Regions from separate parts of the Homo sapiens genome. Here region 2 is linked to region 1. Evidence: chromatin loops called from intact Hi-C (ENCODE). Cell type or tissue: chondrocyte. All regions are shown on one strand. Region 1 has its middle 130 kb from the start of LSM5. Region 2 has its middle 140 kb from the start of PDE1C.

The links. Peaks named below come from ENCODE experiments on the same cell type or tissue, not always from the same donor. Only the 100,000 strongest peaks of a DNase experiment are listed, where the experiment ranks them.
Region 2: it touches region 1 in a loop (7-fold over the local background); 75 of 110 quality-filtered maps call a loop at or near these places.

What each region holds. Positions count from the first base shown.
Region 1 is chr7:32,353,492-32,361,491 of GRCh38, reverse strand. It overlaps a transcript of PDE1C not described here. Among named protein-coding and RNA genes, the nearest start is that of LSM5, 130 kb to the left of the region's middle. In chondrocyte, a CTCF peak has its summit at 3,762 (motif pointing right); no DNase peak of the experiment used is centred here.
Region 2 is chr7:32,207,108-32,215,107 of GRCh38, reverse strand. It overlaps a transcript of PDE1C not described here. Among named protein-coding and RNA genes, the nearest start is that of PDE1C, 140 kb to the right of the region's middle. In chondrocyte, CTCF peaks have their summits at 4,035, 4,247 (motif pointing left), 7,707 and 7,908; no DNase peak of the experiment used is centred here.

The sequences.
Region 1 (8,000 bases):
TATTGCTTAAAAAATTCAGCCACCTAGCAAATGTAATAAAGAAGGATTGCTGTACTCATAAACCATCCAAAAAACAGCTACCCAACCAGAGCATTCTAATTAGCAAAGATGACATATAATCCTGCTGCTTTGGGTGTGGTTCTACAGACAGGGATGAAGGGGCTGGGATTCTAAATGCTGTCTCCAGCATCTCATGGATTAGACATCTTAGGGCATCCTGCCTTTGCACCTACCGTGAAAGACTGCAGATAGGACCTGGAGGCAGAACTCAGCTGGATGCCTGCTTGAGCTCCTACTACCTGTGAGAACCTGCGCAGTTGGCTTCACCCCAGCTTCCCCAACTGTACAAAGCTATGAGTACTGAATGAGGCCTCGGGTGTGAAGGTGCCCTGCATGGTGTCTCACACTTAATAGTTGTGTGTTAAATAAGTCCCTTCTTTTCGCTCCCCATCCTCCCCTTTCCTCCATGCCTGTAAAATAGGATAGAGCTAATACCTCCTTCCTACGATTGTTTTTAAGATTAAATGAATTCGTACCCATAAAGCTCTTCAACCGTGCCTAGCATACAGTAAGTGCTCACTTAGTGTTAGCTGCTGCTGTTGTTGTTATTATTAGGTCACCTCATGGGTTTCTATTGCCTTTGTCTTCATATTTTCCGATCCCAAGTCTTTGAGTTTAGACAGGGAAATTTTATGTCTTCAGAGAGCAGAAGCAAATATACTTTTCTTTCTATCTCCTAAAGGATTTCCTCAAGACCAGCCTCATAATCTGCTGGGCTCAGTGCATGATGAAAATGCAGGGCCCCTTGTTTGTAAATTAGTACAAATTTCAAAATGGGGTCAGAACAGCATCAAAACCAAGTGTGGTCCCTTTTGAGAGTGGAGCCCTGTGCCATCCCACCTGTTACACCCCATGAAGCTGGCCCCAGGTTTCTCCTCCTCCTCCAAAGCTTTGGCTTTACAGCATCTGAATGGACAAGAACCAGAGCAGCGCTGCACACTCTCCACCGCTTCCCTTTGAAGTCAGATCACACAGGTTCACAAAATGAGAAAGACCTCTGCCTTGAGGCAAAGGAGGAAAAAGTGATACTGCCCTCACTTGTGTTTTGTCCTCTCACAACCACTGGATATCTCTCACTACCATCTTTGATAATGGTAACCATGACAACAGATAGGAGTGGAGGGCTTGCTTTAGGTCTCTCATCTTACTAATCATGTTTTGCTCCCAGACACTTTATAGATCGCAAAGACAATTAACGTTTCATGGTAAGCATAGATGTCCCATTCATTGTTTCTTTTCATTCCAGATTGGTCAGCCCCCATGTCCCGTGATCAGGAGAGTGAGTTGAGAGTTGGTCTCTGCCCTCTAAGTGGTGGCCACTGAATACCAAGGGAGAGTCTGGCCTTTGCTGGGCTCGGTGTGGAATTCAGAGTCAGGGAAGATATCGTCCTTATTCTCCCAGAAATCTGCAATCAAGTATGGTGGCCATACTTGGTTTAAAATAAATGCAAATGTAGCCCATCTGTAATTATAGGAGGAGTCAATGGAGGAATGGATGTGCTTGGGTGGGTGCATTGGAGACTTCCTGGATGGGGTGGCATTTGAGTTGATCTTGAAGAATGGATGAGATTTGGATGGGTGCTGGGGAGGAAGGAAGGCATTTCAGGTGGAGGAACTGCATGAGCAAAGGCTCTTCCATGAGAATGGAACAGTTGTGCTGGGAACAGTGAGGAAATTGAGCCGAATGGAGTAGAAGAGACCACAATGATTTGGGTCAAAAAATAAGACAGCCTCTTACATTTATACAATTTATATTTAAATAAGGTAAAAAGAATGATCATTTATAGAAACACAATAAAACATAGTGATTAAGAGTGCAAGCTTTGGAGCTGGATTCATGCGTGCATGTGTTTATTCACTCAATAAATGTTAACCGAGCACTTACTATGTGTGCTAGGCACTCTTGTAGGTATTGGAGACATAGAGGCAACAAGGCAGGCAAAGTCTCCTGCCTTCAGGATTTACAATTTAGTGGGAAAGATAGATGATGAATAAAATAAATGAGTCATATACATATACATATACATATATTCACATATAATATACACATACATACCGTTAAGGAGAACGAGAGCCAGACAGTAAAGTACTAAACACAGATTTTATTTAGAAATTATTGCAATAGGGGAAAAGACACCTCAGTATTGAACTGAGCTCAATTCTGAATACAACATGGAAAAACGGGGATTTATAACCAAGGAGCAGGGTTCGGGGAAAGGGAGGTGGTCGGAGGATGAAAAGTTACTAGGAAGAGACATCAAGGGTAGAGAAATTCTTGCTAAACTGACTTAACTGGATTTTTGCTGAAGGCAGGTGAAAAGCTTATATACCAAAGGTGGGGGATGAGGAATTTGATCATATATCAAGGGCGTCAGATATCAAGGGTGGGGATTCTCACTAAACCACTTTAGCAGGATTCGATGCAGGCCCAGCAAGGACAGGAGCCAAGGTCAAGGCCTAGCTGAGAAGAGAGCTCAGAAGAGCCTAAGTAAAGTTTGGTTGAAGAGAGACTGTTACACACACACACACACACAGACACACACACACACAATGTTAGATGATGAGATGATGAGGTATGCTATGGAGAAGAATAAAGCAGGAGAGGGAGATATGGAATGCTGGATCGAAATCCCCACTTTGCTATTTGCCAACTATATGATCCTGAGCAAATTACTTACCTTTCCTGTGTCTCAATTTCCTCACCTGTAAAATGGGAACAATAGTAAGTTCTCATTCATAGAACGGTGAAGACTACAACACTCCCTGCACCCAGTAGTGCTCAATGACTGTTGGTTGTGCTGCATGTGCCCAGCTCTCTTCCTGACTCTGGGGATGCAGAGTTATCCATGCAGGCTCAAGACAGTCTCTGCCCCACTTTCCACACCCCCACTTGCCCGCTGTCTAGTCTCTTTACAGAGCTCAGCAGAGTTCTTTATAGAGCTCTGATTCGATCCTTACCACAACCTGTGAAGGAGCTGTGGTCTATATTATCAACTCCTCTTGCCAATGAACACACTGCAGCTTGAGAGGGGCTGCTGTTTGAGTCTAATTATATTGTGCTGCTATTTGGCATATTTAGAATTATTTGTTTCCAATTCCCATTCCTTCTGTCTTTTGAAGTCAACATTAAGTTCCGAAGAACAAACATGCCTGTCGGGGTTGCAGAAGGAAAGATACTCTTGTGTTTGGCAAGCTTGTTCTGGAGGGCATGGGCAAAGTCTTGTTTTGGTTTGGGAATATTTGTTAGGTTGTGGACCTGTAATGAACAGATTTTGACAGACACTGCGTGGGAAGGGGAGGAGGAAAACAGAAAGCCAAACATAATAGAAGATAACACAGTGCTGGGAGCAGTGCCGGGCACTTTCTCTTAGGAGACAGTGTAGCTCTCCGGTCCAGAGCATAAGGTCAGCAGGCCTCTGCTGGGGTCACTGCCTGCCCCATGGAAGTGCCCCTGCAAATTGGAAAACTTTAGAATTGCAAATTAGATGTAAGACACAAACTCATGAACACTTTGAGTCTCCAGATGAAGCTGGACACTTCTGAGATCTTGGGCCTAAAGATGCAGATCCTCCCCACTGAGCAGGATCTAAACCCCAGGAAAATGCCAGCTGATGTCTACCTGATAGCTTGGAAGGGCCATTGATAGGTTGCAGGCTCCAGTGATTTACGTGTTACCACAGTGAAGGCATGTACTCACCAGATGGCACTATAGATAAAGAAATGCTGGTGTTAGGTCCTGAAAATCATCTCCAGGTAGGGAAACAGAACGGGGGCTTGTTACAGTGAGTTTGAGGGATCTGCTGATTTCACAACTTTCCCCCTGAGCTGGGCACCCGGTTTAGCCCGCCTAATTCTATTTGAATACCCACTTTCTAAGCCTTTCTCAACATTTTAGTTCCTCCAAAGTCCATTAGTTGAGTTTCCTGTTAAAATGGTTCCATTCTGAAACTAGTGCTCAGAGCAAAGAACAGAAAGAAGACAGAACTTATTTTAAAAAGGTGGCTGAAATTTAAATTCAAATGTGTTTTATTTTATATTTTCTCTGAATTGCACACTGTTCAGCCACAACACAGTCACTTAAAGGTTTTTTTTTTGTGTGTGATGGAATCTCGCTCTGTTGCCCAGGTTGGAGTGCAGTGGTGCGATCTCTGCTCACTGCAAGCTCCACCTCCCAGGTTCATGCCATTCTCCTGCCTCAGCCTCCCAAGTAGCTGGGACTACAGGCACCTGCCACCATGCCCGGCTAATTTTTTTTGTATTTTTATTAGAGACGGGGTTTCACAGTGTTTGCCAGGATGGTCTCAATATCCTGACCTCGTGATCCACCCGCCTGGCCTCCCAAAGTGCTGGGATTACAGGCATGAGCCACTGAGCCCGGCCTAAAGTTTTTATACACAAATGATATGCTCAGAAGTGAAGACAGGCTTTTTCCAGATTAGGAAGGATGTGGTGTGTGTAGATCTTGGCAAAAAATAAGTGGCATTCATCTAGCATGTCCCCTCGAGGAGTCTTCATCTGGTGCACATGCACTGTACTCTCGCTTTTCAAACCCGGGGATGAATTTCACTCTCTTAGCTATGGAAATCAGCCTGGAATACACTTATTCATAGTTCATTTGTAAAGAAAATGAGTTGTATGTATGAAAAGCACATGCGACTGATTCAATATAAATCTGAAAAATCAAGGCTGGAATAGCAGAAGTAGGTGATTAGGTGACCATGGCATATTAAATAAAATAAACTAACAGACCATCAGCTAATTTGCAGGGGTGAGGAGGCTGATGTTTCCCTTCAAAGGGATTCTTGACAGACTGTCCATGGTACTTCTTTTGTGGCCAGAGGAGCTGGAAGACATTTTATAATTTTCACGATGATTTGTGAATATAATTCTATAATGTGCCCATCTAAATGAGATTCTAAATAATTCAAAACACCTGGGTTAAGGAAACAACTATAATTCACTCAGGGCTCATGTCTTCATGGTCTTGTGTCCACTTTTAACAGCTTTCTAGGCAGCAAGGTTTTGTTTTACTAAGCGAGTATTTCTCTCTTACTGTCATCAAGTCAAGATCATTGTAATTAACAAGGAGCCAACCTTTTTTCTCTTTGCTCTCTGAGTGCATGAGAAACACTATGTTGCTGAAAAAGACATTGTGGGGTCTTTGCCAGTGAACCAGTTTCCTAGATGAAAGCACTTCTGATTTCTTGGGGTTCTAAAACCTGAATGTTGGCTGGAGCCTTGGTGATCCTCTGCTCAGACATTTTATCCCTGTCCTCTACCATATCCCTCATGGATCATCCATCCACTTTCTGATTGAGCTGAGAATTATTTTCCATCTAAAAGTGTTTCTTGGTTTCTCCATTGTCTACTCTGTGCATAGGTTCCCCCTATTGTCCAATTATCTGTCAAGATATTATCAGTAGATTTTCTCTCAATGAGGAACACATCCCAGTGAAATGAAAAATGAGAGCCAAATGGATTATACTTTAACATTTGAGAGTATGATGGGAGAACTTTTGGAAATAAATTTGTATCTTAGCTTAAATGAGAGCTTTGAGAAAATCCATCTACTATATTTATCAAAACTTGCAGCTCCTTCAGAGAGTATGTATTGCATTTTTCATTCAGTCGCCATTTGTTGAGTCCCTTCCTTTCGCCAGGCTCTGGGACAAACCAGGGAGTTGCAAAGATAAATAAGTCATAGTCCCTGTCCCTGGGGAGCTTGGCAGGTGAATAAACAAATAACTATGATATGGCACATTAAAAACTATCTTAGAAATAGGAACAAACTGCTAAGGGAACTTAGAGGAGGGAATGCTGAGAGAGTAGTGCCATTTATGTCGGATCTTGCTAGATCTTGACACATGGGGAGGAATTGATAGGATTTGGGGGGAAGCAGAAACGGAGAAAGATTTGAGGGGATGGTGGGGGACACATTGCAGAAAAGGGAGGGGCACTGTAACACTCCAAGGAGTGTGTGCCACGATGCCTTCTCTTTGGTTTCAGTCAAAACCCTCTCAACCTAGCGAGCTGCTGCAGTGGATGTTTGGAGTGTGCACTGCCCCTCTTGGGCAGGGCTGCGTGTTTTCTATTTAAGTCTGCATTGAGGGCTAAGGGAGGCTTAGCCTGCTTCTGGACTGAGATGGTCCCAGCCATCTTGCCTTCCCATAGAATCAGAAGCTCAGAGCTCCCCTTATTAACTGCCAGGGCAGCTTTCATGTTCGCGGAGATTGACTTTCACACTTGGGACTCCCTTTACTTGAGCCAGCTCTGGCTTTCTGCACTGCTTTGTGGGTGAAGGAGCTGTGGTTAGTTACCTGGGACCCTTCTAGGGCTTTAAGAGCTTTGGGGTGTTGAGAGAGTGAGAAAGCCAGGGGTTGGTTCCTGCCAGGGATGAGAGCTCCTGACTCTGAGAGAAGCGACCAGGTGCCAAGCTCTGAAACAAGACGAAGTCCTCCAGAGAGGGAAACTCCAATGGCCACTGAAATCAGAATTGCCTTTGCAAAGAAGATTTGGAATGTAAAAAGAAAAAGCTTAAAGAGTCATCAGGGCCCTTAGGCCTTAGAGAGATCTTCTGGCCCAGGGATAGCAAGTGTTTCATCTTTTGTACTGACTCTCACTGAATGCTGATAATTGTCTGGAAGGCTGGGTTGAGGAGGCTTCTGCACAAATGAGGAAGTTGTGTGTGAGACCAAATTACACATGAGTGGCAATGACTGAGTGAGGATCCATATCTCTCAATTCCTAGGCAGAACTCTGGGACAGGTTGTGTGGCCCTCCCAAACTCATGAGCTTGGGCTCTTCCCCTGCAAGGATTTTTACAAACTTTTTTTTAAACAAGGTATCATTCTGTCACCTAGGGTGGAGTGCAGTGGTGAGATCACAGCTCATTGCAGTCTCGGCCTCCTAAGTAGCTGGGAGTACAGGTATGCATCACCATGCTCAGTTAATATTAAAAAATTTTTTTGTGTGAGACAGGGTCCCACTATGTTGCTCAGACTGGTCTCAAACTTCTGGCCTCAAGTGATTCTCTTGCTTTGACTTCCTGAAGTACCAAGATTACAGGCATGAGCTACTGCACCTGGCCCAAACTTTTAAAGTTAGAAAACTGCAGAGATCTCTGTGTGTCAACTAGATAATAGCATTCCAACAATTGTGATTGATGAAGGGAAAAAGAGGTTTCTCCACATTTATCACTACTGGCCAAATATCTATATTCATCAAAGCTCAAGGAGTTGGCCTGGCATCTGGTGTATTTTATTCTCCTGAAATAATTTGGCAGTTAAGTTTTTTCTGGGGGTTTTAGATGTCCTAAGACTCTACAAGAATCATAGAATCACGCTTTGGGAGGGATCTTGGAAGTCATAGAGGAGAAAGAAAACAGGCAAATGCAAACGGAATGAATATGCCAAAAGTTCTCCTGTTGTTGTCTGTTGCTCCCTGGACTGGGGCCTTCTCTCAGTGATTTTGGTCCTTTGGGATCCTGGGTTGATTTTCAAGAAGACAATAGTTATCTAACCATGGACCTGAGGAGATTGTATTGATGTCATGATATTCAGTTGGGTACACTGGGAGTGAGGAAGTGGATGTTTTCATTTCAGCTCCCAAATGGATATTTCTAAAATAAGACAAATATGAAAAAGAGAAAAATACCTTCTTCTATATCATTTCATAAACTCCTCCAAGCTCCAGTTCCTCTCATGCAAGAAATTTAAAACAATCTCAAAGACAATACACTCAAATAAATTGCAAGGAAAATAAAAAAGAATGGAGGCAATACCTGTAGACTAAAAAGATTTAAAAATATGTTGGTCAAATGCCATCTGTGCACCATAGTTGGATCCAGAATCTAACAAACTAGAAAAAAAAAAAAAACAAAAACTACAGGCAATACCTGTAGACTAAAAAGACTTAAAAATATATTAGTCAAAATAAAGAAA
Region 2 (8,000 bases), 150 kb after region 1:
GGTTCTGTGGCCCAGGGGTTGGGGACCCCTGGTTTACAACCTAGGGTCCTGTCCTCACTTGCAGGGATTCTGACCCAGTGGATCTGCCACAGGACCAAGGAACCTGCATCATCATCATCATCATCATCATCAAGTCACTTCCCTAGCTGATCACACTTGGATAAACCCAGATTGACAGGCACAGTTTGCCTCCCTTACTTGCTTGTATGTCCAGGTTGGGTGGAATCCATTGTTGCAACCCTCCTTGAGTCTAGTTCACTGCCCAGCGCCCAGGTGGTGCTCAATCCACATATGCTGAAGGATAGAGGCAATGTGAGGTGAATCCTTTTATAAAGAACCGTTTACAATGCAAAGAGTTGCCCACTAATAGGTCTCCATAGTTAGGTTTGCATCTTAATGGTTGAAGTTTTCTTAAAGCAGAGATATACCTCGCTCGATTCAGGATTTTGACAAAGCAACAGCATCCTGAAAAGAAGAAGTGAATAGGGGTAATTATTTTTGAAGGAATCAAAGCCATGTCCTCCTGCCTTTGGTAAAGATGTACGGAGTTGCACCATTTATTAGTGCTTCTCAACTTCGGCTGCTCACTGGGATCAGGGGCTTAAAAAACACTGATGCTTGAGTCCTACCCCTAGAGGCCCTGTGTAATTGGTCTGGGGTGTGGTCTGGGCATCAATATTTTGTAACATTCCCTAGGTGATTCCAATGTGTGTCCAGGGCTGGAAACCACTGACCTAAAATGTGTGGGATCCCTGGAGAGAGGGGTAAGAGATGCATTTCTTGAGTCTTACAAGGAGCCCTCTTGGACTAGAGATGGCAGGTGCCTTGAATTCTGTGATCCAGGACTACCCTTAAATCAGAATCTAAAACATATTTTATATATATATATACATGTTTTTTACATATATACTTGTGTATAAAATGTATATATGTGTCCGTGTATGTATAAAAATAGTATAAACATTTATACCTGTGTATGTATAAAAAGTTTTTTACATACACACATATACATACACATGTACATATATATACAAACATATCCAAAATAATATGTATATTTTGAAAGAGAGCAATAGCCAATTGTTTTATACCCTCTAATAAAAACATTTTTTCCTGATTATCATAAACTATTGAGTTTATGCAGAAAAGTATTTCAAAAGTTACAGATTTTCTCAAATGCCACCACACAGGAGAAATAACTGTTAATATATCTGGTGACCACACTTCTACTCATCCCTCTGTGCCTATATACACATGTAGCCTAGACACGCAACTGAACGTCAATAGAATCCTTATGCATTCTGAACTAGAATCTGTGTTTTGTGAGCAGTATGGCATAGATAACTTTCCATAAACCTACATAATCATTCTTATAAGATCTCACCACATTTAAGCTCTAATTGCACCTGATAAACGGAACATCTACTGTATTGTGAAAGCTTGCTGTATACTTTTAAACATGCAAGGCAAGCAGCAGTGTTTGAGGGCTCCTGTGCCAGTGGAGAAGCCTGGGTGTGTCCGAACAGGCCTGCAGCGTGCTGTTGGACTGTCACACGCATCTGGGCAGTTGTGCACTGGGGACAGAAGGGCTTGACGAGCCGGGCGACAGCACTTTTTGTAGTGCTAGCATCTGTTGAATTTTAGTTTCAGTCTTTAAGCCCTTTAAGAGGTTCTGTTTTCACCTGCCTTCTAGACCATGCAGAGTGTATAGTCCAACAATAGTCAGCATAGAGTTGCATTCTGAATATCCAGGAGGCAGAGCCACCGAGGGACCATCTCAGTGTTGATCCATGGCTGTCATGTGGGACGGGGGCCTTGTGTTCCAATCGCCCCAGTAATTTGAAGGAAGCCAGTAATATGTATTTCTATTTGAAATCTCTTGGTTTTTAAATGTGGGCTGACAATTGTTTAAAAATTGAAAGCATAGTGAGACCAAACAAAACACACCTGGGGCTTCCTATAGTCATCTGGAAGGCAGTCTGAGATGTCTGGTCTACTAAGCTGTTTGTGGCATTCAGTCTACTTGAGTTCCAAAAATATTGACTGAATGCATAGTCACTGTACAAAAGAATGGAAATTACAATGATAAAAAGTGATGATCCTTGCCTTGGGTGGGGTAGCTTTTATGATCCCCAGACCAGCACCCACCATATCACCTGGGAGCTTGTCAGACATGTAAATTCTTGGGCCTCACACCAGATGCATCAAATTAGAAACTGTATTCTAAGAAACCTGCTCGGTGGTTCTGATGCCTGCTGAAGTTTGAGAACAACAGGCAGGTGTGGGAAGGGGAGTTACGCATATGGGCAAAGATCTGGGGGATGGAGAAGGTGGGGTGTGAGGCGAGGAGGCTTTTCAGAAGTGAATGGCTCCACCTGGATCTTAAAGGATGAGTAAGGAGTTGGCCAGGTGAAGATGAGGGAGGAGTACACCAAGGCTAGCAGGCAGCAGGAGCCAGAGCCAGGCAGGAAGAGTGTGTGAAGGGCGTGTGTGGGATTGTCCATCTAGCGCATGTGACCGAGTGCTGGAGTATGCTCTGGGAAATGAGGTGGGAGAATAAGTTGGTGCAGGTGAGCTGGATTGTGTTCTGTAGGGGCTACAGCATCACGGGAGACCCTCTAGTAGTGGAGTGTGGCATTGGGTATGTTTGTAGGGAAATCACGCTGGTGGCGAGGTTCAAATTCCTTCTGGATAGAGGAAACTCTCCTGGTGTCCCACTGGTCTGGATCCTGATTCTTGCCTTTCCTGGCGTGACTTGGATCTGGGTCAGCAATTCCCATCCTTGGATAGGGTGGTGGGCAGGGAGGGCCCGGCTGAGTGAAGATGTGGCTATTGCTGCGTGTGAAATAGTGACATTGGTGTCTCTGTTCTTTTATTCTTGGAGGAATGTGCACACTCTTGGAGAATGTGCACACTCCAAGCTGAGCATTTAGGTGGTTGCCTGTGTTCTCAGCAATTGCAATGGTCTTTGTAATCCCATTTTAAAATGTCATTTTAAAGTTTCTGCAGCAAAGGTTTTGGTAAAACCCTGGATCTATTTCTTTTTCTTTTTTCTTTCTTTCTTTTTTTTTTTTTTTTTTTTGAGATAGGTTCTCGTTCTGTTGCCCAGGCTGGAGTGCAGTGGTTTGATCACAGCTCACTGCAGCCTCAACCTCCTGGGCTCAAGTGATCCTTCTGCTGCAGCTTCCCGAGTAGCTGGCATTACAGGCATGCTCCACCACACCCGGCTAAGTTGTTAAAACTTTTTTTGTGGAGACAGGGTCTCACTATGTTGCCCAGGCTGGTCTCAAACTCGGGAGCTCAAGTGTTCCTCCTGCCTCAGCCTCCCACAGTGCCGGGATTACAGGTGTGAGCCACTATGCCCCACCCAGCTCTATTTCTTTCTTCAGACATTTGCGGTGTCTAAATGGAAGAAATAAGTTGAACTCAAGGCCATGGAAATTCATGTCTATACCTAACTGGGACTCATTTGTTCTTCCTCCGTCCCTCCCTCCCCTCTCTCTTTTCTTACCCCCCCCTTTTTTTTTATTATAAGATAACTTTGGTTATAGACAACTCTTGAGAGCTTTCCAAGTGCTCATAAGATTTTTTTAATACTTAGCTATGATAACATCCAAATTTTCCTGATGTGAGGATATGCAGTTGTGGTTAAAGACTTCTACTGAGATAGTTGACCATTGTTCTGAAATACTTTGGATGTAGCTCTGAGTGGAGGCAGGAATATGAATGTGAATTATTTATATTCATGTGGTGGTTCTACAAAACATTTTAGAAGACAGCAAGAATAGCCATTGTTCTTAGAACTTCTAGATCTTTTTTTTGAAATGGAAATCTTTTCTTTTAAAATGTATTTGGTGCAGAGTGTAGTAATTATTTAATTTCTTTCTTTTTATTTTTTGAGATAGAGTTTCGCTTTTGTCTCCCAGGCAGGAGTGTAGTGGCACAATCTCGACTCACTGCAACTTCCACCTCCCAGGTTCAATTGATTCTCCTGCCTCAGCCTCCCGAGTAGCTGGGATTACAGGCGCCCACCACCACGCCCGGCTAATTTTTCGTATTTTTAGTAGAGATGGGGTTTCACCATCTTGGGCAGGCTGGTCTCCTGACCTCGTGACCCGACCGCCTCGACCTCCCAAAGTGCCGGACTACAGGCGTGAGCCACCCGCGCCAGGCCCATTTCTTTCTTTTTTTGAAATGCTGCGGTGTGACAGACGATGGGAGCTGGATGAATTATTGCCTCCCCCTGCTGGTCATTTTTATATAACATCTTATATATAGTAATATATAGTAAGAGTGCAGATGATAAAGCAAAGCTAATACCCAGAAAAACAAAAGATACTAAGATGTAATTTATTAATTTTTAAAAATTGCCCAAATTAGTAATAGACAAATTGCCCAAATTAGTAATTGGCCTTATTAGTAATAGAGTGTAGATGGTGAGGCAAAGCTAATGCCAGAAAAACAAAATATACTGAGATGGAATCCATTAATTTTTAAAAAATTGCTCAAATGCAGTAAATTTTAAAATACTTACCTTTGTGAGAGGGTGGAATAAATTTTTCGACTTCTTTCATTCTTTGTAAAACGATATAATAAGTTTAGAAAGTAGTTACTGTATTGGTTTTGTCCTTTTGCTGCAACTTCTCATACATTCATGATGACGTTAGCAATCTCCTTTATTCTGTTGATGCATTGAATGCTTTTTTCTCAGCTAGAATGAACAGGTGTTTCTTGTTGATTGCTTTAGGCATTTATCCAAGTAGATCACAAATACCCATGTCTGTCTGCTATGTATACATACAACAACCAAGGTATAATGTTTATGGGCATGAAACATGGTATTTAAAATGAGTGAAACCTGTGTTTCCCCTTAACAACCAATCTCTTTTACCCAATACAATGGGTTCATAAGTTATAAGGGACATTAAATATGACTCTATCCAATGATAAGTTATATGGAGACTTTTCGTAGGAGGTAGCCTGCCCTGCTGAGAAGCTTTAGGGGTAAGGTTTCTAGGGCAGTTTTCTGAACAATTCTATTAATGAACTTCCCTGTTTGTTAGCATCTAAATTTAATATCTTTCTGAACATAAAGCCAGCTTTTTATTTATCTTCCGAAATTCCTGCCTCAGCTTTGCCCCTATGGATCCTAGGAAACCAGATTCATTTCGATGCTTGGGGTGCATTTGCATGTTGACAGACAGCACTGTTAGAGGACTCTTGGGGCCAAAGGACGTCCACTAGCTTGGAAGCTGGTGTGTGTGCCTCTTACTAAGTGGATGTAAGCCAATTAACTTCTTTAGGCCTACTAAACTGGATGTTGTTGAGATCCTCTCTAGCTTCATCCAAATATTCTAATCAAAATGATTGAGACATTTGACTTCATTTAGGTGTTGAGGGCAGCCTTGGAAATACAGACACGGAGGGAGTAAAGTTGCTTTTATTCACTTACAAAGACTCTTAAATACAGCCCGATGTCAAAGCATCCAGGGGATTGGCTGTATTGGGGCATATTTGGTGGACACATTGCTTTATTTATTTAAATTGCATCCTCTTTTTTTTTTCTAGTTGCAAATGAAGCTGGAGACAAGAATGCCAGACCACTGGCCCGCTTCTCTCGTGAGTAAATCTTGTTTCACTCCTTTCCTGGTCTCCATCAGAAAATGTTCTCCAGAGATCTTTCCCCCATGCGGTATAGCTCTTCAATTCTGTCAGGTGTTAATAAAATAGTAATGCAGGAAATATCATCTGGTTAACATCCCACTTGAGCCCAGGCTGGTGAGCTACTCATTGCTACTGCCTTTTCAATCCTTAGAACTGTGGTTTCCAAATTGTGCTCTAAGCCTTTGCTATTCCAAGTATGGTCCTCAGAGCAGCAGAATCGACATCACCTGGGGGCTTTTTAGAACCATGAAGCCTCAGTCCCCCGACCACCCCTTCAGACCTATTGAGTCAGAATTTGTATTTTAACACATTTACAGGGGATGCCTGTTCACATTAGAGTTTGAGAAGTGCTGTGCTAGGACTATCCTTTCAATCTTTCAATGAATGTTTTATGAAGATAAAGTGAGGAGAGGTACGTGAAATGCTTGTAGCTATGAAGGCATCATCACCATTCAAAGTGGACTTATGGACTAACTCCACTGGCTTTTCCTCAGTTTGGTGACACTTTGAAGCTTAGATGGATTGAATGGGTTTCCTTAGGCATTGGGGATATTCCTAGGGCTGTGGTTAGGCCATGGGGCTTCCCTTGACTCCTTTGTCTCCAGGTCTTGATCCCTATGAGTAGGAGTCTAAAGCCTCTCAATGGTTTCTGTACCAGTGTGATCAGCAAATTATCCCGCAAGTTAATGCACTTCCTGGAACGAAAACCTGGATTCCAAAGAAGGGGGGGGAAAATACTAGAGACGGATGAGGGTGGAGTGGAGACGCTCCCCAAACCCACTATGCACCAGGTGGAGAAATCGTACAACTGTAAATAGAAACGGATTTATCACTGCCTCACTGGCTTTCACTAAAAGTAATTTCACTCACACTATCTGGGCCTCTGTCTTCGCACCTGGAAAATGTTCAAAATTGGACATTGTTACATTAATTTTTTTTTTTTTGCCTTCCTAAAAGTCACCTCATCGTTCCCTCTCTAGTATTGACTACAAAAAGACTTAGTAGCTGACGTGCCATCTGACTTTTTTCCAGGTCAGTCAAAAATGTTGCTGTCTTTTGAAATTGTGGCCAGGGAGGAACTCTATAAATCCCTAGTCACTGCATTCCTCATGCAGGGTTGACTAGGTCTGAGTGTGGACAGTGCCATAGTAAATCTTATTACATAAAGCTGAAAGTATAATTTCTCTATTTACAGGCTTCTTCTAAACTCTGCCTCCCAGCTCTTTTTGGAAGGCTTTGAAACGTTGGGATTGATTTCCTAGAAATGATTTTTATAGAACTGTAATAATGTACGATAATGAAAGAGCATGAAGTGCTCATATTTTAGAAATTGTGTAATAAAACACTCGCTTCTCATGAGCCCCATTCCTCACTGCCCTCCTACCTGGAATCATTATTTGCAAAATAGATATTTCATCCCACAGCTCAACGAGGTTGAAGAATATGCTTTTATCCCATTTTTTTCTTCATCTCCTGAGCAGTTGTCAGGCAAATAAATAAGCATGAATCGTGACCCAACCACGCTGTGAGGGCTGTGCTGGGTGCCCCTTCCCCCATGGGAGTCCCAGAGGCTCACTACAAGACAGACGAAGGTTGGGGGGAGGGCGGTCCTTGCATGAGAGTTGAGGCAATTTGTCCCTTCACAGAGAAAGGAAGGTAACTTCTTGTGTGAACTTCTCAACTGTATGACTGGGTTGAAAGGATGATGTGTCTTCAAAGCTTATTATCTTGAGACAGGTGAGGACATGATGAACACGTATCTGTGTAGGAAAAAGTAATTAGTGGCAAACCAGTTAGGTTGGACTGATACAGGGAAAAAAAAGGAGAACGAAAAAGCTCCTGAGTTAATTGCCATACTCCGGAAAAAGTCAGATGGCACGTGAGCTACTAAGTCCTTTTGTAGTCTAGAGAGGGAAAGATTAGATGACTTTTAGGAAGGCAAAAAAATTATTTTTAATGTAGCAATGTCCGATTGATGCTTACTTCACTTTACCACCTTGAAACTGACCTTCATTGTGTGGTGTGAATGAAGAGTTCAGTTTGGGAAGATTGGGAGGATTCGGATGATAAGTTTTTTTTTTTTTTTTTGAGACTGGAAGATGAAGTACTGCAACATTCTCTAATTTTTGCGTCCAACAAGACAGCCTTGACAGTGTGCGTTGCCCAGTACGGAATCAGGCACGACGGGGATTGGCGGGGGCGGGTGGCCAGAGCCTGTGCTGTGATGGCTGGACCCTCTAGAGGTCAGCAGAGATCTGGGAGTGGGGACTTGGGAAGGGCTGCTTCTGGTGGTGGATGCTGTGGAGTTAGTCCTGTGAGACTCTGGATCTACCAGG